2 separate regions of the Homo sapiens genome follow, and region 1 is linked to region 2. Evidence: read pairs that join two places in POLR2A ChIA-PET (ENCODE). Cell type or tissue: OCI-LY7. All regions are shown on one strand. Links, peaks and the distances in the headings refer to the core of each region. The heading gives the core; the rest is flanking DNA. Region 1 has its middle 9.8 kb from the start of EDF1. Region 2 overlaps RABL6 (RAB, member RAS oncogene family like 6).

Evidence for each region. Peaks named below come from ENCODE experiments on the same cell type or tissue, not always from the same donor. Only the 100,000 strongest peaks of a DNase experiment are listed, where the experiment ranks them.
Region 1: POLR2A ChIA-PET joins it to region 2 with 5 read pairs; 6 of 35 experiments call an interaction of 5 or more read pairs at or near these places.

What each region holds. Positions count from the first base shown.
Region 1 is chr9:136,870,641-136,881,605 of GRCh38, forward strand. No RefSeq gene overlaps it. Among named protein-coding and RNA genes, the nearest start is that of EDF1, 9.8 kb to the left of the region's middle. RefSeq lists a silencer at 10,119-10,168 and an enhancer at 10,289-10,338. In OCI-LY7, for the core only: no CTCF peak of the experiment used is centred there; a DNase peak (open chromatin) is centred at 1,971.
Region 2 is chr9:136,815,308-136,826,720 of GRCh38, forward strand. RABL6 (RAB, member RAS oncogene family like 6) reads left to right here. Exons shown (of 15, transcript NM_024718.5): 2 at 8,218-8,352; 3 at 10,472-10,519. It also overlaps the pseudogene NCLP1. Among named protein-coding and RNA genes, the nearest start is that of MIR4292, 9.9 kb to the right of the region's middle. RefSeq lists an enhancer at 6,984-7,872. In OCI-LY7, for the core only: no CTCF peak of the experiment used is centred there; no DNase peak of the experiment used is centred there.

The sequences.
Region 1 (10,965 bases), core at 1-5,000, 52 kb after region 2:
GACAGCTTGGATTTTTAAAAAATCAGTGGTCACCCCCTGTCCCTCTGCCCACCATGTTCCCAATCCCCAGAGGTTACTGCTTCCAAGTTTCACAGCTGCTTTGTACTTTTGGGTGTTCACTTCCACATGTTTAAGTGACATGCTTACTCCGCTCTCACTATGTCTTCTTTTTTCTGTTTTTGAGACGGGGTCTCACACTGTCGCCTGGGATGGAATGCGGTGGCGCGATCTTGTCTCACTGCAACCTCCGCCTCCCAGGTTCAAGCAATTCTCCTGCCTCAGCCTCCCAAGTAGCCAGGACTACAGGCACATGCCACCAAGCCCAGCTAATTTTTGTATTGTTAGTAGAGACGGGGTTTCACCATATTGCCCAGGATGGTCTTGAACTCTTGACCTCATGATCTGCCTGATTAGGCCTCCCAAAGTTCTGGGATTACAGGTGTGCCCAGCCAATATCTCAGTTTTCATAAGTAATCTAGGTAATCTGTTAAAAATAAGTATATTAGTACACACAATGCCAATGTGCCCTAAATACGTAAATAAATAAATAAATACATTACGTAAATGTAAATCTGATAAATTCGTTATTTTTTTGCGACAGAGTCTCACTCCATCTGTTGCCCAAGCTTGAGTGCATTGGCACAATGTCAGCTCACTACAACCTCCACCTCCTGGGTTCAAGCGATTCTCCTGCCTCAGCCTCCCGAGTAGCTGGGACTACAGGTGCACGCCACCACACCTGGCTAAATTTTGTATTTTTAGTAGAGATGGTGTTTCACCATGTCGGCCAGGCTGGTCTCGAACTCCTGACCTCAGGTAATCCACCACCTCAGCCTCCCAAAGTGCTGTGATTACAGGTGTGAGCCACCAAGCCCAGCCAATTAATTCTTATAAATGAACTTTTCATGTACTTTAAATTTTAAAGTTGTGTTATGTTAAATAACAGATGTTCTTTAAGTGTGTGGATCATTTCCATATAACATGTGCTTCTGATGAGGAAAAATATAAAAAAGGCATAAAATGTGATCTTTATTTTTTTAAAGAATAATTTTGTCTAATTTGGAGGTTATTTCAAGGTTATTTCCAAATATGAAATAAGATAGGAATCAGTAAGCAGGAAAGAGAAATGTGAAGTTATGGATATGAAGATATATTTTGGTAAGTAAGTTTATAAAAAAGAAATAGCCAGGCATGGTGGCTCATGCATGTAATCCCAACACTTTGGGAGGCCGGGGCAGGCGGATCACAAGGTCAGGAGTTTGAGGCCAGCCTGGCCAATATGGTGAAACCCCATCTCTACTAAAAATACAAAACAGCCAGGCGTGGTGGTGGGTGCCTGTAGTCCCAGCTACTCAGGAAGCTGAGGCAGGAGAATCACTTGAACCTGGGAGGCAGAGGTTGCAGCAAGCCAAGATCACACCACTGCACTCCAGCCTGGGCAACAGAACAAAACTCTCTGTCAAAAAAAAAAAAAAAAAAAAGAAAGAAAGAAAGAAAGAAAGAAAAGAAAAGAGAGAGATAATAATTTTAAATAAGAAGGAATCACATATGGTAAATGTTTGTCCTAAAGTGACCGGTTATTTAAGAAAAAGAAACTGGCCAGGTGTGGTGGCTCATGCCTGTAATCCCAGTGCTTTGGAAGGCTGAGGCAAGGTGGATCACTTGAGCTCAAGAGTTCAAGACCAGCCTGGGCAACATGGTGATACCCCATCTCTACAAAAAATATAAAAATTAGCTGCCCATGGTGGCACACACTTGTAGTTCCAGCTAATTGGGAGGCTGAATTTGGAAGATCACCTGAGCCTGGGAGGTGAAGACTGCAGTGAGCCAAGATAGAGCCACTGCACTCCAGCCTGGGCAACAGAGTCAGGCCCTGTCTCAAAAAAAAAAAAAAAAAGAAAGAAAGAAAGAAAAAGATAAGGAAAGAAAGCAGAACCATAGGACAAAACAGAAAGTCCAAGCATGTCACCAATAGTCTGAGTAAGTTTTTGTTTTTTGAGACAGTCTTGCTCTGTTGCCCACGCTGGAGTGTAGTGGCACAGTCTCAGCTCACTGCAACCTCCACCTCCCGGGTTCAAGTGATTCTCCTGCCTCAGCCTCCTGAGTGGCTGGGATTACAGGCACATGCCACTATTCCTGGCTAGTTTTTGTATTTTTAGTAGAGAGGGGTTTCGCCATGTTGGCCAGGCTGGTCTTGAGCTCCTGACCTCAGGTGAGCCTCAGCCTCCCAAAGTGCTGGGATTACAGGCATGAGCCACCACGCCTGGTCTGGTATGAGTAAGTTTTGATAAGACTTGTGAAAAGGGAATTTATGAAAGGTATTTTGTGTGTAATTAAGTTAGCTATAATTAGAAGGAATTATTTGTAAGTCTTTCTAAATATTGATCTTTTCTATTAAAAATACACTAATACAAAACTAAAAAAACTGGTCACCTATGTCATACATTGCTTTTTTTTTTTTTTTTCCAGGGACAGAGTATCTCTCTGTTGCCCAGGCTGGAGTGCAGTGGCATGACCTTGGTTTACTGCAACCTCTGCCTCCTGGGTTCAAGTGATTCTCCTGCCTCAGGCTCCCGAGTAGCTGGGACTACAGGTGCGCACCACCATGCCCAGCTAATTTTTGTATTTTTAGTAGAGACAGGGTTTCACCATATTGGTCAGGCCAGTCTCGAACTCCTGACCTTGTGATCCACCCACCTCAGCTTCTCAAAGTATTGGGATTACAGGTGTGAGCCTCCAAGCCCAGCCCAAAGTTTTTTGATTATCACTCTGGTTACTATGATTCTATTTTTATTAAGTGTTTTGAATCTTTTGACATCTTTGACTGGCTTCCCCAGGATCAATATCCTAAGTTAAGTCTTTTTGACCTAAATTTAACTTTGCGATTTTCCACTTCGGTTCATGAAGAGCCTCAAAGAATATACACCTCACTTTGTAGAGATATTAAATGATAAGACTTATTTGATAAGTTGTCAAATGATAACACTAAATCTTTCAGTTATATTTATTAGTATTTATTGGTATAAATGTTCCACAAATTATAAAAATTCATGAAAATTTAATGTTAGTCATAATTTTGGTTATGTTGAACTTTTCCTAAAGTTATATTTGTATAGATACGTTTTTGTTTGTTTATTATAGACAGGGTCTCTGTTGCCCAGGCTGGATGGAGTGTACTGGCATGATTATGGCTCACTGCCGCCTCAAAATCTTAGACTCAAGAAATCCTCCCAGCCAGGCGTGGTGGCTCACATCTGTAATCCCAGCACTTTGGGAGGCCGAGGCGGGCGGATCACGAGGTCAGGAGATCGAGACCATCCTGGCTAACACGGTGAAACCCCGTCTCCACTAAAAATACAAAAAATTAGCCAGGCGTGGTGGCAGGCGCCTGTAGTCCCAGCTACTCGGGAGGCTGAGGCAGGAGAATGGTGTGAACCCTGGGGGGCGGAGCCTGCAGTGAGTCGAGATCGTGCCACTGCACTCCAGCCTGGGTGACAGCGAGACTCCGTCTCAAAAAAAAAAAAAAAAATCCTCCCACCTCAGCCTCCCAAGCAGGTAGGACTATAGGCATGTGCCACCACCCAGGTAATTTATTTTATTTTTATTATAGGTGGGGTCTTGCTATGTTGCCCAGCCTGATCTCAAACTCTTGGCCAAAAGTGATCCTGTCACCTCAGCCTCCCAAGTTACTGGGATTACAGACATGATCCACCACACCTGGCTCTGGATATGTTATTAATGTATTCTAAAAATTATATGAAATTTATAAAAGTCTGATGGCCCTGATGTGACACTGGTAGTCACCATTCTGGTTGCTATCTTAACATGCTGCATGTAATGGAAGTAACTAAGTTTCCTTGTCACTTGGGAACTGTCATCAGATTTTTAACTGTGGCTATTTTAAGTTTTTATCATTCACAATGGTTTTCTGAAAGCATTTGGAATAAGGTACAGTCCAAAATTGGTTTTCATGGAAAAGACTCTAACAAGTACTCTTGAACACAGATTTCTGATAACTGTTTTTTTTTTTTTTTGAGACGGAGTCTTGCTCTGTAGCCCAGGCTGGAGTGCAGTAGCGTGATCTCGGCTCACTGCAAGCTCTGCCTCCCGAGTTCACGCCATTCTCCTGCCTCAGCCTCCTGAGTAGCCAGGACTACAGGTGCCTGCCACTGCGCCCGGCTAATTTTTTTTTGTATTTTTAGTAGAGATGGGGTTTCACCGTGGTCTCGATCTCCTGACCTCGTGATCTGCCCGCCTCGGCCTCCCAAAGTGCTGGGATTACAGGCGTGAGCCACCGCACCCGGCAGATTTCTGATAACTTTAAGGTCAATGAACTAAATTAAAACTTTCAGAACTGTAATAAAGAAACTGATGGGGCTGGGTGCAGTGGCTCAAGCCTGTAATCCAAACTGTCTGATGTTATGACCAGAGACATTCAAACTACAAACCAGGAGGAGAAGCTGATGTTTAAATGCTGCAGACAGCCTTCCCAAGACAAAGGAATGAGACTCCACATCATAACAAAACCTTTATCCCTCTTAATGGTACCTTTCCACTTTGCAGGGTAATGCTGTGAAATTTCACAATCAGTGCCTTCTGCTGGTAGCTTAATGGAACCTAAACTAAGCAATCCTTGAGTGGTCATTGGTTAAATAAGAAAATGTCTGTGTCACCGCCGATACTACATGCTGTACCTAGATAAGCTCCTCTAAGAAAAGTTGAGACCCTGATACACAAAAGAAGAGCAGGCCACACAACTGCACCAGGTTTCGCCTAATTTCCTAGGGCCATTTGACTTACTCAATTCACATTCTTCCCCACCATCTGTGTCAGCTGCTGCACCACCTACAGTGAGAAGCACCCGGCAGGCCCCGGGACCCTCCCCGGCTCCACCACAATGAAGACACATGGACATCACACCCAGAGACAGTGCGGCCCTCTCTCTGGACATCTGTCCTTCCTACTTTTTGGCAGAAAACGTTCCCTCCTCTCTTATTACATATTGGCACCCAGTCTGATGGTAGCAGTTTCTGTTATTTTTATTTTTTAATTACTGTTTTTGAGACAAGGCCTTGCTCTGTTTCCCAGGTTGGAGTGCAGCAGCTCAATTGTGGCTCACTGCATCCTTGACCTCCTGGGCTCAAGTGATCCTCCTGCCTCAGCCTCCCAAGTAGCTGGGACTACAATCATATGCCACCATGCCCAACCAACTTTTTTTTTTTTTTTTTGAGACGGAGTCCCGCTTTATCGCCCAGGCTGGAGTGCAGTGCGCAATCTTGGCTCACTGCAAGCTCCACTTCCCGGGTTTCTGCGATTCTCCTGCCTCAGCCTCCCAAGTAGCTGGGATTATAGGCACCTGCCACCATGCCTGGCTAATTTTTTTGTATTTTTAGTAGAGACGAGGTTTCACCATGTTGGTCAGGCTCATCTCAAACTCCTGACCTCAGGTGATCCGCCCACCTCAGCCTCCCAAAGTGCTGGGATTACAGGCGTGAGCCACCGCGCCTGGCCAGTCTTTCCTGTTTTTCAACTCATGTTCTTTCTGTTCTAATTTTGGGAGATTTCCTCAATGTATAACCTTTCTACTTAACATTTTTCTTAACTTCGATATCACATTTTTTATTTAGAAGGGCTCCCTCTTATATTCCTTCTTTCTTTTTCTTTCTTTCCTTTCTTTCTCTCTTTCCTTTGTCTTTTTCTAATACGGTATCTGGCTCTGTTGCCCAATTGGTGTGCAGTGGTGCAATCTTGGCTCACTGCAGCCTCCACCTCCTGGGCTCCAGTGATCCTCCTGCCTCAGCCTCCCAGGTAGCTGGGATTATAGGCATGAACCACGACATCTGACTCCTCTTACATTCTCTTAAGTTCTTTTTATAGCATTGAATTTTATAGCATTCTATTTCACAAATTCTTCTCTTTTTTCTTCTAAGATTACTAATTTGGTTCTTCTCACATTCTCCTCTGGTGCCTGTACCCTCCCTCTCCGCTCTTTTGTTTGGTTCAGGGCTCTGTTTTTTCCCTGTGTCTGGCAATCCTTGCTAAGGTCAGCCCACATGCAGAGCAGCCTTCTGTGCCCGGCGGGACTTTCCATTATTAATTCCACTGCAGGATGATGGGGTGGGACACGGCCATTTCTACTGGGGTCCTAGAGAGCAACATGGTCCCACCCATGGGGAAGTGGCCTCCCCACTGCCAGCCTCCAGCGAGCCAAGGGAGAAGAGCTGAGCCTGGTGCCCCTGAGGCTGGAGGGCCCCCAGATCCACTGTCTCCTGCCTGCTGTGGGAGTGAGGAGGGGAAAGTCGCCTGGCTGTGCTGGCTGATGAGGGGAAGTTCTGGGGGTCCCAGACAGTTCTGGAGGCTTAAGCCCCAGTAGGCAGCCCTGCTGTGCAGCAGCTCCCAAGGCCTCTCTGTCCACTGTCGGCACAACTTGCTCCCCTTTTTTTTTTTTTTTTTTTTTTTTTTTTTTTTTGAGGCAGAGTTTTGCTCTGTCTCCTAGGCTAGAGTGCAGTGGTGCCATCTCAGCTCACTGCAACCTCCTCCGCCTCCTGGGTTCAAGTGATTCTCATGCCTCTGCCTTCCCAGTAGCTCCCTCTGTCACCCAGGCTGGAGTGCAATGGTGCAATCTCGGCTCACTGCAACGCCCGCCTCCTGGGTTCAAGCAATTCTCCTGCCTCAGCCTCCCACATAGCTGGGATTACAGGTGCCCGCCAACACACCTGGGTAATTTTTGTATTTTTAGCAGAGACGGGGTTTCACCACGTTGGCCAGGCTGGTCTTGAACTCCTGACTGCAGGTGACCCACATGCCTTGGCCTCCCAAAGTGCTGGGATAATAGGCGTGAGCCACCGTGACCGGCCTGGCTCCTGTCTTCGACAGCAAAACAGGACATTAGTTGTATAATCATCACCGTGTGGGGCCACTTGGGAGTTTTCATTTGAATTTACAATTATTTTGACTGCAGAGAGATCTGAATGTCACTAGGATCACCTTAAAAAAACAAAGACACAGACAGAATCACAATGTCTAGAATGTCCTGTGAAGTGGGAGTTTTATAAACCAAACACTATGTCCTGTGGTCAAGGTTCTTCCTACCTTTGTGTATCTGTGGCTTTAAGTGAAAGACAATTTTCTAAATTCAAGTGAATAAAAAGTGTTTTCTGGTTGACCATGAGGAAAAATAGGTGGATAAACATAGCTGGAGTATCATGACAACAAGAAAAAGATCAATTTTGACAAAGTTGTCAAACTTGCAGATGTTAAAACTCAAAGCCATGCCGGGCGCGGTGGCTCACACCTGTAATCCCAGCACTTTGGGAGGCCGAGGCGGGCGGATCACGAGGTCAGGAGATCGAGACCATCCTGGCCAACACAGTAAAACCCTGTCTCTACTAAAATATACCAAAAAAAAAAAAAATTAGCCGGGCGTGGTAGCGGGCGCCTGTAGTCCCAGCTACTCGGGAGGCTGAGGCAGGAGAATGGTGTGAACCTGGGAGGCGGAGCTTGCAGTGAGCTGAGATCGTGCCACCGCACTCCAGCCTGGGCGACAGAGCGAGACTCCATCTCAAAAAAAAAAAAGCAAAAAAAACCTCAAAGCCAGAAACTGGACTATAATGTTATCATTAATTAATACAAAAAACCAATAGGTTTGGCTTACACCTATAATCCCGGCACTTTGGGAGGCTGAGGCAGGTGGATCACCTGAGGTCAGGAGTTCAAGACCAGCCTGACCAACACGGTGAAACCCCATCTCTACTAAAAATACAAAATCGCTGGGTGTGGTGGCAGGCCCTGTAATCCCAGCTACTTGGGAGGTTGAGACAGGAGAATCGCTTGAACCCAGGAGGCGGAGGTTGCAGTGAGCCGAGATCTCACCATTGCACTCCAGCCTAGGCAAAAAGAACAGAACTCCGTCTCAAACAAACAAACAAAAAACCAACAAAAAAAACCCAATATGTTGGCCAGGCAGTGGCTCACACCTGTAACCCAGGACTTTGGGAGGCCAAGGCAGGAGGACTGCTTGAGCTCAGGAGTTCAAGACCAGCCTGGGCAACACAGTAAGACTCCATCTCTACTGCAAACTTAAAAAAAAAAAAAAAAACTTAGCTGAATGAGGTGGGGTTTGGTGGCTCACGTCTGTCATCCCAGCACTTAGGGAGGCTGAGGCGGGCAGATCACTTGAGGCCAGGAGTTTGAGACCAGCCTGGCCAACATGGTGAAAACCCGTCTCTACTAAAAATACAAAAAATTAGCCAGGCGTGATGGCTCACACCTGTAGTCCCAGCTACTCAGGAGGCTGAGGCTGGAGAATTGCTTGAACCTGGGAAGCAGAGGTTGCAGTGAGCCAAGATCATGCCACTGCACTCCAGCCTGGGCCACAGAGCGAGACTCTGTCTCAGAGGAAAAAAAAAAAAAATTTCCATTACTTTTTTTTTTTTTTTTTTGCAGGGACAGAATATCGCTCTGTCACCCAGACTGGAGTACAGTGGCACAGTAATAGCTCACAGCAGCCTTGAACTCCTGGGCTCAAGCCATCCTCCTGCCTCAGCCTTCCAAGCACCTGGGACTACAGGTGCATACCACTACATCTGGTTAGAAAACGTCCATTACAGCCGGGTGCCGTGGCTCATGCCTGTAATCTCAGCACTTTGGGAGGCCGAGGTGGGAGGATCAGTTGAGGTCAGGCGTTCGAGACCAGCCTGGCCAACATGGTGAAACCCTGTCTCTACTAAAAATACAAAAATTAGCCGGGCATGCTGGCATGTGCCTGTAATCCTGGGAGGCTGAGGCAGGAGAATCACTTAAACCCGGGAGACGGAGATTGCAGTGAGCTGAGATTGTGCCATTGCACTCCAGCCTGGGCGAAGAAGCGAGACTCCATCTCAAAAACAACAACAACAAAAAATGTCCATTACATTAACATATTTTTCCAAAAGCAAGGGGTAAAGGGTACTTATACCATCATATTAGTATTTATTTATTTATTTATTTATTTATTTTTGAAACAGAGTTTTGCTCGCCACCCAGGCTGGGGTGCTGTGGTGCGATCGTGGTTCACTGCAACCTCCGCCTCCTAGGTTCAAGTGACTCCTGTGCCTCAGCCTCCAGAGTAGCTGGGACTATAAGCGTGAGCCACCACACCTGGCTAATTTTTTGTATTTTTAGTAGAGATGGGTTTTCACCATGTTGGCCAGGCTGGTCTCAAACTCCTGGCCTCAAGTGATCCACCTGCCTCAGCCTCCCAAAGTGCTGGGATTACAGGCGTGAGCCGTGTCCAGCCGGTAATGGAAATTTTAATCCACCGCTTTTGTATTGTAAAGTTTATTTAGCGTATTTTTTTATTTTTGAGACAGGGTCTTGCTCTGTTGCCCAGGCTGGAGTGCAGTGGTGCACACACTGCAACCAGAGCTCACTGCAGCCTTGACCTCCCCAGGCTTAGGTGATCCTCTCACCTCAGCCTCCCTAGTAGCTTAGGCTACAGGTGCATACCACCATTCTGGGCTAATTTTTGTATTGTTTGTAGAGATGGGGTTTTGCCATGTTGCCCAGGCTGGTCTCAGATTCCCGGGCTCAAGTGATCCTCCTGCCTCAGCTGAGTAGCTGGGATGACAGTTGCGTGCCACCATGCCCGGCTAAATGTTGTATTTTTAGTAGAGACAGGATTTCACCATGTTGGTCAGGCTGGTCTTGAACTCCTGACCTCATGATCCGCCCGCCTTGGCCTCCCAAATTGCTGGGATGGCAGCAGCTTTTTTTTTTTTAACGGGCATGTTGTGCAGATGTGGTTCAGGAGAGTGAGCCAGTGGCCCAGGTCATCCCCAGGTTTCTCCGCCAGCAGTGACGCCCCACCCTGGGGAGCAACTTCCCTTAGGCCCAGCTAGCTGCAGAATGGGGGTAGTTGGAGGGAACCTAGAAGGACCTAAGCGCAGGGCCCTGGCAGGTGAGCACAGCATAGGGAGGTGCCAGGTGGAGAAGTGTGCAGGGAAGCAGGGAAGGATGGTGGAAACATGGCGGCCCAGGGGCAGAGGTTGCAGATGGTCGCAGTTGCCCTGGTCCCGGGACCAAGGGGCGAGAGCTAAAAAAGTGGGAGGCCCCACTGGGGAGGGTGGCGGTAGGGCTGGGAGAATGTGGCTGTGGCAGGGTGGGCGGGGACCTTCCAGCCACCTGGAGCATCCTGGGTGGAGGGTTGGGTGGCCTTGGCCAGATGGTCACAGTTGCTGGGACCAAGTGTGAGCACAGACCTCTAGAGTTTGTGGGTGTGAAGTGCAACCGTGGTGACTGGTCCTGGCGGGTGCTTAGGAGGCGGGGGCAGAGACATGGCTCACTCCAGCCTCAACCTCCTGGGCTCAAGCAATTCTCCCACCTCAGCCACTCAGGTAGCTGGGGCTACAGGCGTGCACCATCACGCCCGGCTATTTTTTTTTTTTTTTTGAGACAGAATTTGGCTCTTATTGCCCAGGCTGGAGTGCAATGGTGCAATCTCAGCCACAACCTCTGCCTCCCAGGGTCAAGTGATTCTCCTGCCTCAGCCTCCCAAGTAGCTAGGATTACAGGTGTGCACCACCACGCCGGGCTAATTTTTGTATTTTTAGTAGAAACGGGGTTTCTCCATGTTGGTCAGGTTGGTCTCGAACTCCCAACCTCAGGTGATCTGCCTGCCTCAGCCTCCCAAAGTGCTGGGATTACAGGCGTGAGCCACCACACCCGGCCTAATTTTTGCATTTTTTGGAGAGACGGAGGTTTCACTATATTGCCCAGGCTGGTCTTGAACTCCCGAGCTCAAGTGATCCAGCCTTGGCCTCCCAAAGTGCTGGGATTACAGGTGTGAATCTTCTATTACTTTCCTGTGTGTCCTTCCCAAGTTCACAGAAAACACAAGCTGACAGAAATCCATTCTTTCCCACGGTTGCTGGCACGGATGCTGCTGTGTGACAGCACAAGTTCATGTGCTTGAGGGTCTCCTGGCCA
Region 2 (11,413 bases), core at 3,063-8,062:
TGGGTGTGGCACCTGCAGCCTTTTTTGTTCGGGAAACTGTCACCTTCTTGGCTGGGGTTGCAGCAGCCTTCTTGCCTTTCTCCTGAGGTGTGACAGTCTCTTCTCCACAGCTGTCATCTTCTTCATCTTCTGACATTTCCTCATCTTCACTTCCTCCTTCTGCCTCCTTTGGGGGAGCAGCCATTTTCTTGGGGTCACCTTGGTTTTTACCTGCCTCGACACCAAGTAGTCTGAAGCTGCTGAGGATGGGAAATCTTTGCAGGGTGCAGAGTGGGAGAGGAGCAAGGTGTGGCTGACACCAGCTGCAGCACAGGCTGTCAGGGTGGGGAGGTGGCTGGGCCCTTGTAATGGGCCCAGGAGATGCTGCTGGCACTGTGAGAGGGCCTGGTTAGGAGTTAAACCTTCATGCATCTGAGATAAATCATAAGCTCTTCTTGGTATGAAAATGTAAGAAAATTATTCCATATTTTGCAGGAAAGCTGCAGGAATGTGAAGGAGTTAAATTGAATCAGGGTAAGAAAGGCTCAGGGCCTCAAATAGAGCTCTGTGTTTTCTGCATTGTATCTTCTAAAACAAGCTTAGAACAGAGGTCGTGTTCACATCCCGTTTAGTAAAAGAGCAGGTTTACCATGAGGTTAAGTACAGGTAAGTACAGGGCTTCTTAGCGTTTCTTGGATGAATCCTAAAGGTTTTCCAGGAGAATCACTTAGCTTATTGCAGCCAACATTTAAGATTCTGAAGTTAAGCAGAAAAAAAGAAAACCCAAGATCAAGGGACCAGCAGGAGAAAAAAAAGATTCTGAAATTGATTTTATTTATTTAGGGTCTTGCTCTTTCGCCTGAACTGGAGTGCAGTGGCGCAATCTTGACTCACTGCAGCCTTCACCTCCCTGGCTCAAGCAATCTTCCCACCTCAGCCTCCTGAGTAGCTGGGACTACAGGTGCACGCCACCATGCCTGGCTGAGTTTTGTAATTTTTGTAGAGACAGTGTTTCACCATGTTGCCCAGGCTGGTCTCAAACTCCTGGGCCCAAGCGATCCATCTGCCTTGGCCTCCCAAAGTGCTGGCATTACAGGAGAGAGCCACTGCGACCAGCCTAACTTTTTAACTTAAAAGTAGAGGTTAAGTTGGGCATGGTGCCTCACTCCTGTAATCCCAGCACTTTGGGAGGCCGAGGTTGGTGGATCACTTGAGGTCAGGAGTTTGAGACCAGCCTGGCCAACATGGCAAAACCCTGTCTCTACTAAAAATAACAAAAATTAGCTGGGTGTGATGGGCACATGCCTGTAATCCCAGCTACTCAGGAGGCGGAGGCAGGAGAATTGCTTGAGCCTGGGAGGTGGAGGTTGCAGTGGGTCGAGATCGCGCCACTGCACTCCAGCCTGGGTGACAGAGTGAGACTCTGTCTCAAAAAAAAGGGGGGGGGGGTAATTTTTTAAAATAATTAAATCAGATTATTTTACTTGCCTTATTTCTGATGTTACAGGATTTCTTGTAATTAGCTTTTTTAAAAAAGAGTTTGTGGCCATATAGTAGGTGTGTATATGGGTAATTAGCTTTTAAAAGGAGTAAATTTCATTTCAAGGGAGAGAAAATAAGACTCTTCATTCTCAAAATGTGAAGATAATAGAAAACAAATGTATGTTAAAATTGATAAAGATGTAAAAGGAAGCAATCTTAAGACTAGTCAAGACTGTATGCCCATGATATGTGCAATTATTATGTCAATTATAAATACAAAAAACCATGAGCAGACAGTTTATGTTTGAAAAAGAAACAGAATGAAAACCTCTAGAAATGAAAAACATAGTCATTAACGTTAAATCAGTCAGCAGCAGGAGAAGCAGCACGAGAAGCAGCACTAACTCAGCTGAAGAGAGGAGCAGTGTTGGGAAGAGATGTGCGGCCCAGGGAGGAGGCGATGCCAGCCCATGTCCAGTACAAGTTCCAGAAGGAGAAGAGAGCAAGAAAGGAGAAAGGGAAGACTGAGGACTTTCCAGAGTTCATGAAATACAGGAAACTCCAAGAAGTCCAGAGTTTAAAAACATCCACAGCTAGATACATCATTGGAAATTTTCAAAACATTAAAAAGTAAACATCTTAGATGCAACCAGAACAAAAAGACTTCCCTGAGAGGAGCATGCAGTGGACTGGTGACCAGCTCGCAGCAAACCTGTGGCTGAGGGGAGGCCGACGTGGGCTGAGGGGAGGCCGACGTGGGCTGTGGGGAGGCCGACGTGGGCTGAGGGGAGGCCGACGTGGGCTGTGGGGAGGCCGACGTGGGCTGAGGGGAGGCCGACGTGGGCTGAGGTCTCTGTCTGATGAGCACTTGAGAGCCGTGTGACTGGCTCCACTTCTGCCGAAGCTTGAGGCTCACTGTGCAAAGGCTCTTTTAGAAATAAATACTGAAGGTTATTCTTCAGAGAGGTGGAGTTGAGCTCGAAACACAGGAGTGGATTTCAAAAAGCAAAGGGGGCCGGGTGCTGGCTCACACTTCTAATTCCAGCACTTTGCGAGGCTGAGGCAGGTGGATCACTTGAGGTCAGGAGTTTGAGTCCAGCCTGGCCAACATGGTGAAACGCTGTCTCTACTGAAAACACAAAAATTAGCCGGGCATGAGGGCAGGCGCCTGTAATCCCAGCTACTCAGGAGGCCGAGGCACAAGAATCGTGTGAACCCGGGAGGCACAAGTTGGAATGAGCTGAGATCGCGCCGCTGCACTCCAGCCTGGGCAACAGAACAAGACTCCATCTCAAAAAAAAAAAAAAAAAAAATGACGGGCACAGTGGCTCACGCCTGTAATCCCAGCACTTTGGGAGGCCGAGGCGGGCAGATCACGAGGTCAGGAGATCAAGACCATCCTGGCTAACACAGTGAAACCTCGTCTCTACTAAAAATACAAAAAATTAGACGGGCGTGGTGGCGGGCGCCTGTAGTCCCAGCTACTTAGGAGGCTGAGGCAGGAGAATGGCGTGAACCCAGGAGACGGAGCTTGCAGTGAGCCGAGATCCCACCACTGCACTCCAGCCTGGGCAACAAAACCAGACTCTGTCTCAAAAAAAAAAAAAAAAAAAAAAAAAAAAAAAAAAAAAAAAAACCAAAGGTAAGCAAAGAAACTGGTAAATATGTGGTGAAAATGAAATAAGTGTTGGTGGGTCAGGTGCGGTGGCTCACACCTGTAATCCCAACACTTTGGGAGGCCAAGGTGGGTGGATCACGAGGTCAGGAGTTCACGACCAGCCTGGCCAACATAGTGAGACCCCATCTCTACTAAAAAAAATACAAAAATTAGCCAGGCATGGTGGTGCGTACCTGTAGTCTCAGCTACTCGAGAGGCTGAGACAGGAGAATCACTTGAACCCGGGAGGTGGAGGTTGCAGTGAGCCAAGACTGCATCATTGCATTCCAGCTTGGGCAACAGAGTGAGACTTAATCAAAAAAAAAAAAGGAAAGAAAAGGAATAAGCGTTGGTTATGTTAATCAGTGGTGATCATGATTTATATAGGGTATATAAAAGAAGAAACTACCAGAAGTAACACAGCCCAGGGTGAAGCTGGACAGTCAAGGCGTTCAGATCTCTATATTATTATTAAGAAGAAGTGTTAACTTCAGACTTCACTGCAGCAGATGTGAGTGTTGAAAACTTAAGGGTTCCCAAAGTGTAGAAACAGGTTGCAAATCTTCCAAATAAATACCAGGTAGAAAGAATACTTTCTGAAAACCACCTTGTCCAGGCCGGGCGCGGTGGCTCACGCCTGTAATCCCAGCACTTTGGGAGGCCAAGGCGAGTGGATCACGAGGTCAGGAGATCGAGACCATCCTGGCTAACATGGTGAAACCCCGTCTCTAATAAAAATACAAAAAATTAGCCGGGCGTGGTGGCGGGCGCCTGTAGTCCCAGCTACTCGGGAGGCTGAGGCAGGAGAATGGCGTGAACCCGGGAGGCGGAGCTTGCAGTGAGCCGAGATGGTGCCACTGCACTCCAGCCTGGGCAGCAGAACGAGACTCCGTCTCAAGAAAAAAAAAAAAAAAAAAAGAAAACCACCTTGTCCAGCTTTAATCAAAGGCATAGAAGGCTGGGGGAGGGGCAAGGGAACCAGAGCTGTAACTAAAAATCATAAAATAACATGGCAGCAGCAGTTGTCAGTAAACAGAACTCACCAGCTCGAAAGAATGTGAGATTCGAGGAATTTTTTTTTCTTTAATTTGGCTATGTGGTGTATAAGAGACACATCCAAAACATAATGGTGTCGAAAGGTTGAAAGTTAGGAGTTGGAAACAAGACACTAGGTAAACATTAACCATAAGAAAGCTGCTCTAGCTATAGTCCTAGTGCTACAGCGACAGTGATGCCATATGCAGAATATACTTCAAAATGAAAGAGAGCGGGTAGAAATGTGAAGGGTTACCGCAGGCTCAGAGAAAGTCTCTGGACCTGAAGGCTCAAGGAACATTGATTAAAGTGGACCATCCTCACTGGTGCCGTGGCTTATACCTGTAATCCCAGCACTTTGGGAGGCCAAGGCAGGAGGATTGCTTGAGCCCAGGAGGTCGAGACCAGCTTGGGCAAAAAGCAAGACCCTGTCTCTAAGAAAAAAATAGTAAAAAAACTAGGCATGGGGTGGTGGCTCACATCTGTAATCCTAGCACTTTAGGAGGCCAAGATGGGCGGATTGCCTGAGCTCAGGAGTTTGAGACCAGCCCGGGCAAAATGGTGAACCCCTGTCTCTACTAAAATACAGAAAATTAGGCATGGCGGCTTGCGCCTGTAGTCCCAGCTACTTGGGAGGCTGAGATGGGAGAATCACTGGAATCCAGTAGGTGGAGGTTGCAGTTAGCTGAGATCACACCACTGCACTCCAGCCTGTGCGGCAGAGTGAGACTCCATCTTCCAAAAAAAAAAAAAAAAAAAAAAAATTAGCTGGCAGATGTCTGTAGTCTGAGCTACTTGGGAGGCTAAGGTGGGAGGATCACTTGAGCCCAGGAGATTGAGGCTGCAGTGAGCTAGGATGGTGCCACTGTGCTGGCTCTAGCCTGGGTGACAGTGAGACCCTGTTTGTAAAAATAATTTTGTTGTTTTTTTTGAGACGGTTCTGTTCTGTTGCCCAGGCTGGAGTGCAGTGGTGTGATCTTGGCTCACTGCAACCTCCACCTCCTGGGGTTAAGCAATTCTCCTGCCTCAGCCTCCTGAGTAGCTGGGATTACAGGTGTCCACCACCACACCCGGCTAATTTTGTATTTTTAGTAGATACGGGGTTTCTCCATGTTGTCCAGGCTGGTCTCGAACTCCTGAGCTCAGGTGATCCGCCCGCCTCGGCCTCCCAAAGTGCTGGGATTAGAGGCGTGAGCCACCGTGCCCGGCCAATAATAATTTTTAAAAAGCAAAAATAAAATCAAAGGAAGGTTTAGAAAATAAAGGGAAAATCTCACAGCAAAATGACAGCTGGTAAATGATATGAAAAAAATAAACAGAGGCTGAGTGTGGGTGTTGCAGTATCCGAATAATATATATTACGAAAAGAGAAAAATATCAATGGAAATTCAAGGAAAAGTGCGGCCAAGACGTCCTTCAGTAGATGAATGGATCAACTCCGTGCATCCAGATGGTGGAACATTATTTAGTCCTGAAAAGATGTTCTCAAGCCGTGGAGAGGCCTGCATGAGCCTTAAGTGCGTATCGCTGAGTGAGAGAAATTATTCTGTGTGACCCCAACTCTCCGACGTTCTGCAGAAGCCAAACTGGCCAGATGCCTGGAATGAGCTCCCCGCGTTCATGAGGGCTGGTTTCCGGCAGTGGCATTGGGAGGCTTTGTTAACATTGGTTCTTGTGCTTGTCTGCCTTGTTTAAGTTCCTTACAAAGAGCATGTGCCATTTTTACAAAATGAAGGAAGTGGGTTCTGTCCCGTAGGGTTGAGGAGCCGAGATGCGGGGACCAAGGGACGTCAGCGCGTTGGTTCTGGCCGCGGGAAAACGGGCGGTCGCTGTGACCGTCTCTGCGCTCTCCGCGTTGCTAACGCCCCACTCCCGGGAAAGACCCGGAGACGGGACCACCGCATGTGGAAACCACCGGGAAGCACAGCGCGTGGGCCGCCTGAGCGGTGCCGGGGCGGGGAGGCAGGGCCGCCGCTCAGGCCGTGGACCTCGGGGCCGCGGGACGGACGTGGATGGCGCCGCCGTTCTCTCGCGGGCCCAGCGAGGCTATGCGTGCGCGGCCCGGGCAGTCTCTGCGAGCCCGGGCTGCTGCTCATCTGGGGGGGACGGCGGCCGCCCGACTGAGCCCAGAGCTGTGGGCCGCGCCCGGGTTCCTGCCTCGGGCCGGAGGAGGGAGGGCGCCGCGGCCCGTCTCGGGCCTCCCGCCGCGCTGGGGCCTGGCTCCCTCCTGGCTGCGCTGAGCGCCTGCGGCTCCGCTTGGGGCTGCTGTGCTCTCCACAGGCCGGGCCGCCGGGCTGGAGGGCGCTGCAGGCGGCCTCTGTTCTCCAAGTTCTCCGCGGGAGAGGGAGGGGAACGAGGGCCCAGCCTTCCGCGGGGTGGGCTCGGCCGGGAGAAGCGCGGAGCCTCCTGGCTGCCCCCAGCCGGTGCGGCCGCCACCGTGGCCGTGAGGGCGCCTGGGTCCCCTCTGGAGGTTTTGCCGCAGCGCTGGCCGGCGCCGAGATATGACCAGAGGCGTTGAAAGTTGGCGCGTTGAGGTACCTAGGATGGGCGAGGAAATGAACAAGCTTCAGGGGAGAAGAAATGACTGTGGGAACAGGTGCCTTGAGGTAGAGGGAGGGGACTGGGCCAGGAGAGAGGAGCCGGGTGGGGCACAGGGACAGCCCAGGGTCCCTCAGAGCTTCGAGGCCGGGCGCCCTCTGCGTTGGGAGCTTGGGGTCCCCCTGACAGAAAACCTGGGGGGGGCGTTGCGGGAGTGAGAGGAGGCTGCAGACCTGACACAGATGGGGGAGCGGGCGGGAGGCCCGAGACCTGGGGAAGTGGGAGGAGCCTGCAGACCTGCTCCTTGGTTGCCTCTGCTCCCCACCAACCCGGCTCCCTTCCCTGGCTTCCCTGGCTCTCCCCTCCTGGAAACGTGGAGGACGGCCAGGGCTTCTCTCTCCCCCGTGCCTGTGGTGGGTTCACCAAGGCCTGTGTGAGAAGCTCTCGGGGTCTGCCCAGGTCCGAGGGCAGCTGTCTCAGTGCTGGCTGCTGCGTCCGCACAGCTTCTCGGTCATTCTCGATCCTGTTCTTCCAGCACCTCCGCAGGCTGGGTGTTCTTAGTCCAGTCGGGTGCCAGGTCCATCCCCATCTCCACCCGTTCTGAGCCACCTCCCGCCTTTGCTAAGTCCGTGCTCCCCTCCCAGCTGCCCTCCCTCCCCCATCACATTTTCAAAACAAGCTGGGCAGTGGCCTCTCCAACCCAGCCCCGGAGCAAGCAGGCCCAGGCCCGGGGCTACCCGGCACACACGCGTTGTGCGTGAGCTGGGATGCAGGCCCCGCGTTCTGCAGAATTGTGCACTGAAGACGCCAGGGCTCGCAGTGGCTCACGTCTGTAATCCCAGCACTTTGGGAGGCCAAGGCGGGCGGATCACGAGGTCAGGAGATCGAGACCACCCTGGCTAACACGGTGAAACCCCGTCTCTACTAAAAATACAAAAAATTAGCTGGACATGGTGGCGGGCGCCTGTAGTCCCAGCTACTCGGGAGGCTGAGACAGGAGAATGGCGTGAACCCGGGAGGTGGAGCTTGCAGTGAGCCGAGATAGCACCACTGCAGTACGGCCTGGGCAAAAAAGCGAGACTCCGTCTCAAAAAAAAAAAAAAAAAGACTCCAGGGCTGCAGAAAACCTGGTTAGGAGCAATCCGCAGAAGCCTGGGGTGCTGTGGAGAGCTCCTCAGGTGGTGGGCCCTGACCCTGAGGGTCACCAGGGGTCCCAGGGGTGGGCTCTAGGGCAGAACCACGTCCTCCAAGTAGAAAGCCTGACCTGGCTCCAAGTAGAAAGCTGCCCCCTGGGCCCGGTTCGCCGTTGATGCTCTGTGTGCTGCCAGGTGTCCTCCTGATGGGAGAGGTTGCCATGGTACCCACCCATCGTCTTCCTCCCCTGCCTGCCGGTCACCTGGTCTGATTCTAGCAAGAAAGATGAAACAGGTGGCAGCAGAACCGGCTCTCCTTGTAGTTGCTCTTAAAGCTGCAGCTTGGGTTCGGTTCGTTTAATTTGCCTTTTCTTTTTCTCTTCCCGTCCCCAGTGAAGATAGTGATCCGGGGAGACAGGAACACGGGCAAGACAGCGCTGTGGCACCGCCTGCAGGGCCGGCCGTTCGTGGAGGAGTACATCCCCACACAGGAGATCCAGGTCACCAGCATCCACTGGAGCTACAAGAGTAAGTGTGGTGGGTGCCCCAGTGGGTTCGGGCTCCAGGCTTCTCCTCCCTCAGCCCTGGTTCCTGGGAGATGCATTCCCCAGAGGGGGTCTCCCCGAAGAGTTCTTGTCTGTGAGGGACCCTGCTGACGTGGGGGCCCTGGCGTGAACTCTGGGGCTCTTTTGGGGTGGATCACCCTGCTGCCTGAGTGAGCTTCATGAAGCCCCACTGACCTGGGAGGCTCAGCTTGGGGCAGCGTTGGCCGCAGGTGAGTGGGCACGCGGGCGCCTCGGGGGCTGAAAAGAGGTACATTCCGAGGAGCATTCCCTTGCCTGCACCCTCTTGGTGCACATGGTATTTTTTCTTGGGCCCCAGCCCGACATCTTCTCCACCACCAGAAACAGTAATAAGACCTTTGTTTGAGCCTTGCCCTTGTGGAAAGTTCGTGTCACTAAAAGGTTCAGTGAGGTGGGCTTGATGGTGGGATAGACCCCTCCCCCAGGTCTCAATTGGGTGTGGGTGGGCTGGGCCTGGGTAGATGCGGGAAGGTGGGGGAGGTGACAGCTGTGGCGAGGCTCCTGCTGTGGGAGGCAGAGCAGCTGCCCTGTGTGTTCAGAATCGTGACAGCAAAAAGCCTTGGGGCTGGTTTTTTTGTTTGTTTGTTCGTTTGTTTTTTGGTTTGGTTGGGTTTTTTTTTTTTTTTTTTTTTTTTGAGACAGAGTCTCACTGTCGCCCAGACTGGAATGCAGTGGTGAGATCTCGGCTCACTGGAACCTCCGCCTCCCGGGTTCAAGCAATTCTCTGCCTCAGCCTCCTGAGTAGCTGGGATTACAGGCGCCCGCCACCACACCCAGCTAATTATTTGTATTTTTAGTAGAGACGGGGTTTCACCATCTTGGCCAGGCTGGCCTTGAACTCCTGACCACGTGATTCACCCACGTTGGGCTCCCAAAGTGCTGGGATTATAGGCGTGAGCCACCACTCCCACCCAGGGCTGTTTTAAACACCTTTCCTTTTCACTGCAAAAAAAAAAAAACTAGTGGGTTACTAGTGGGAGGCAAAGATGAGTTTGAGCTGCCACGTGGTGACAGCTGACACTTGGACTGCTGTGCAGGAACAGCCGTGGAGTTGCTGGGCATCTGCTGCTCTCTAGGGCCTGGGAGGGTGGTGCTGGGCTGACAGGACACAGAGCCCACAGGGCCGGCGCACAGAAGCTCTACCTGCCACCGCACCCTCTTCCTGGTTTGGGGTGAGGCTGATGGCAGCGTTCATGCCCCTCTGCTCAGGCGACGTGGATGTGATTGGTGTGGGGGCAGATGCCTGGCTGTGTGAGGGCCCCGGGCGTGCCTCTCCCCTCTGGTTCTCCCTTCCCCTTGGAATCCTTGGGTGGGCGGGAGGCTCCATCCATCAGCTCCCCCAGTCCCCAGCACGCCCCACAACAGAGCACAGTCATGGGAGCTCAGGAGGAGTGGTTGGCACCAGCAGGCCCAGCTGCGATGGTGCGGTGTGAGGCAGGCCTGGGGCCTCTCAGGTGGCTCCGAAGGGAGGGTCCGGCCTCCGCCCTCAGTGATTACTTAGATTCTGCTCCCTCAAAGTGAACTAGAGGCCAGTCACTGGATGAAGAAACAGGGTCAGAAGGTGACACAGGCGGGCCCATTCATTCGCACCTGTCAGCAGAAGCGTACTCCATGGGCAAAAACACAGACATCGACCCAGCCAGGAGGGTCCCCTTCCAGTATGCTGAGGCCAGGAGGGGCCGTGCCCAGGATCGGGGCCCGGGAGGGAGGGGCCGTGCCCAGGATCGGGGCCGGGGAGGGAGGGGCCGTGCCCAGGATCGGGGCCCTGGAGGGAGGGGCCGTGCCCAGGATCGGGGCCCGGGAGGGAGGGGCCGTGCCCAGGATTGGGGCTGCGGAGGGAGATACCGTGCATTCAGTTTGTCACTGAAGCTGTGTCTGAGCGAAGGCCTGAAGGAGCCGCCATGTGGTCGTCTGGGGAGGACACATCCCCTGCTTCTGGACACTCGGAAGTCCTGGTGGGAGCCGGTGGCTGCGGGGCACAGACAACCACACCAGCTGGACCGCTTTGTGCCACCTTGGGAACTTCATGTTGGGCACTAATTTTAGGATTCTCCCTGTTTCAGCCACGGATGACATCGTGAAGGTTGAAGTCTGGGATGTAGTAGACAAAGGTGAGGCGTCTCTGTTCTGTGTCTGCTTCTCTCTGGGACTGTGTGCTCTGCGCAGAGAGGCTTCCTTTCTTTCCCCCGGCGCCCATGCATCACCCACCATCCTCGTGGACGGTGCCCAGGGTCTTGCTGCTCTGCTCCCCTCCACATCCAGTGGCGACCCCGCAGCGTGGCGCAGCCCCTCCTGTGGCACTGCATGCTTTGCTGCTTTAGCATACTCCCCGTCTCTGAGTGACCGCGTGCACGGTGGCGGCAGGTGCAGCCGGGGGGTGTGCTTTGAGCCCCAAGGCCCAGGGTGCTATTTTGGGAGCCCTCCTCCTGCACTGCCTGGCGGAGTAGCCCAGCACCAGGCGGCCCCCTGCCCATAGCTGAGGACCCAGCTCCTGCGCTCCTGTCCCTGCCAGGGATCCCCAGCCACACAGACCTGCACTCTGGGGACCGTGGGAGGGCAGCACCAGCCCCCGGGGTGTCCTCGACATCGTTGGTCTCCTCCTCAGCCACAAGGTCATGAGTTCCTCTAAGTCCTCAGGGTGGAGCTCATGGCCCTCCCCGGGGCCCATGGTCCGTGTGCATGTGTGGTGTGTGCAGGGCTGGCCACGTGCACGCCCCGGCCTCACAGGCCTGGCTGTGGCCTCGTTACGAGGCTCTGCTGGAAAGGCGGCCGCCGCCTCTGTGTGATGGTGTCTGTTCGGATGGCGCATGCTCCCCTCCCTCCACCTGTGCTTTGTTGGGGTGGGTTTGGCCATGGGGGGTTAGAGGCAGGTGCTCATGCAGTTCCCGCAGGGGTGCTGGGCCCCTGCGGCTCCCACCACATTGCGCTGGACTCTTGTGGCCCGTGCTGACCTGGTGTTCCAGATGCTGTCTCTGCAGAGCTCTGCGTGGTCTCTGGTGTTAGAG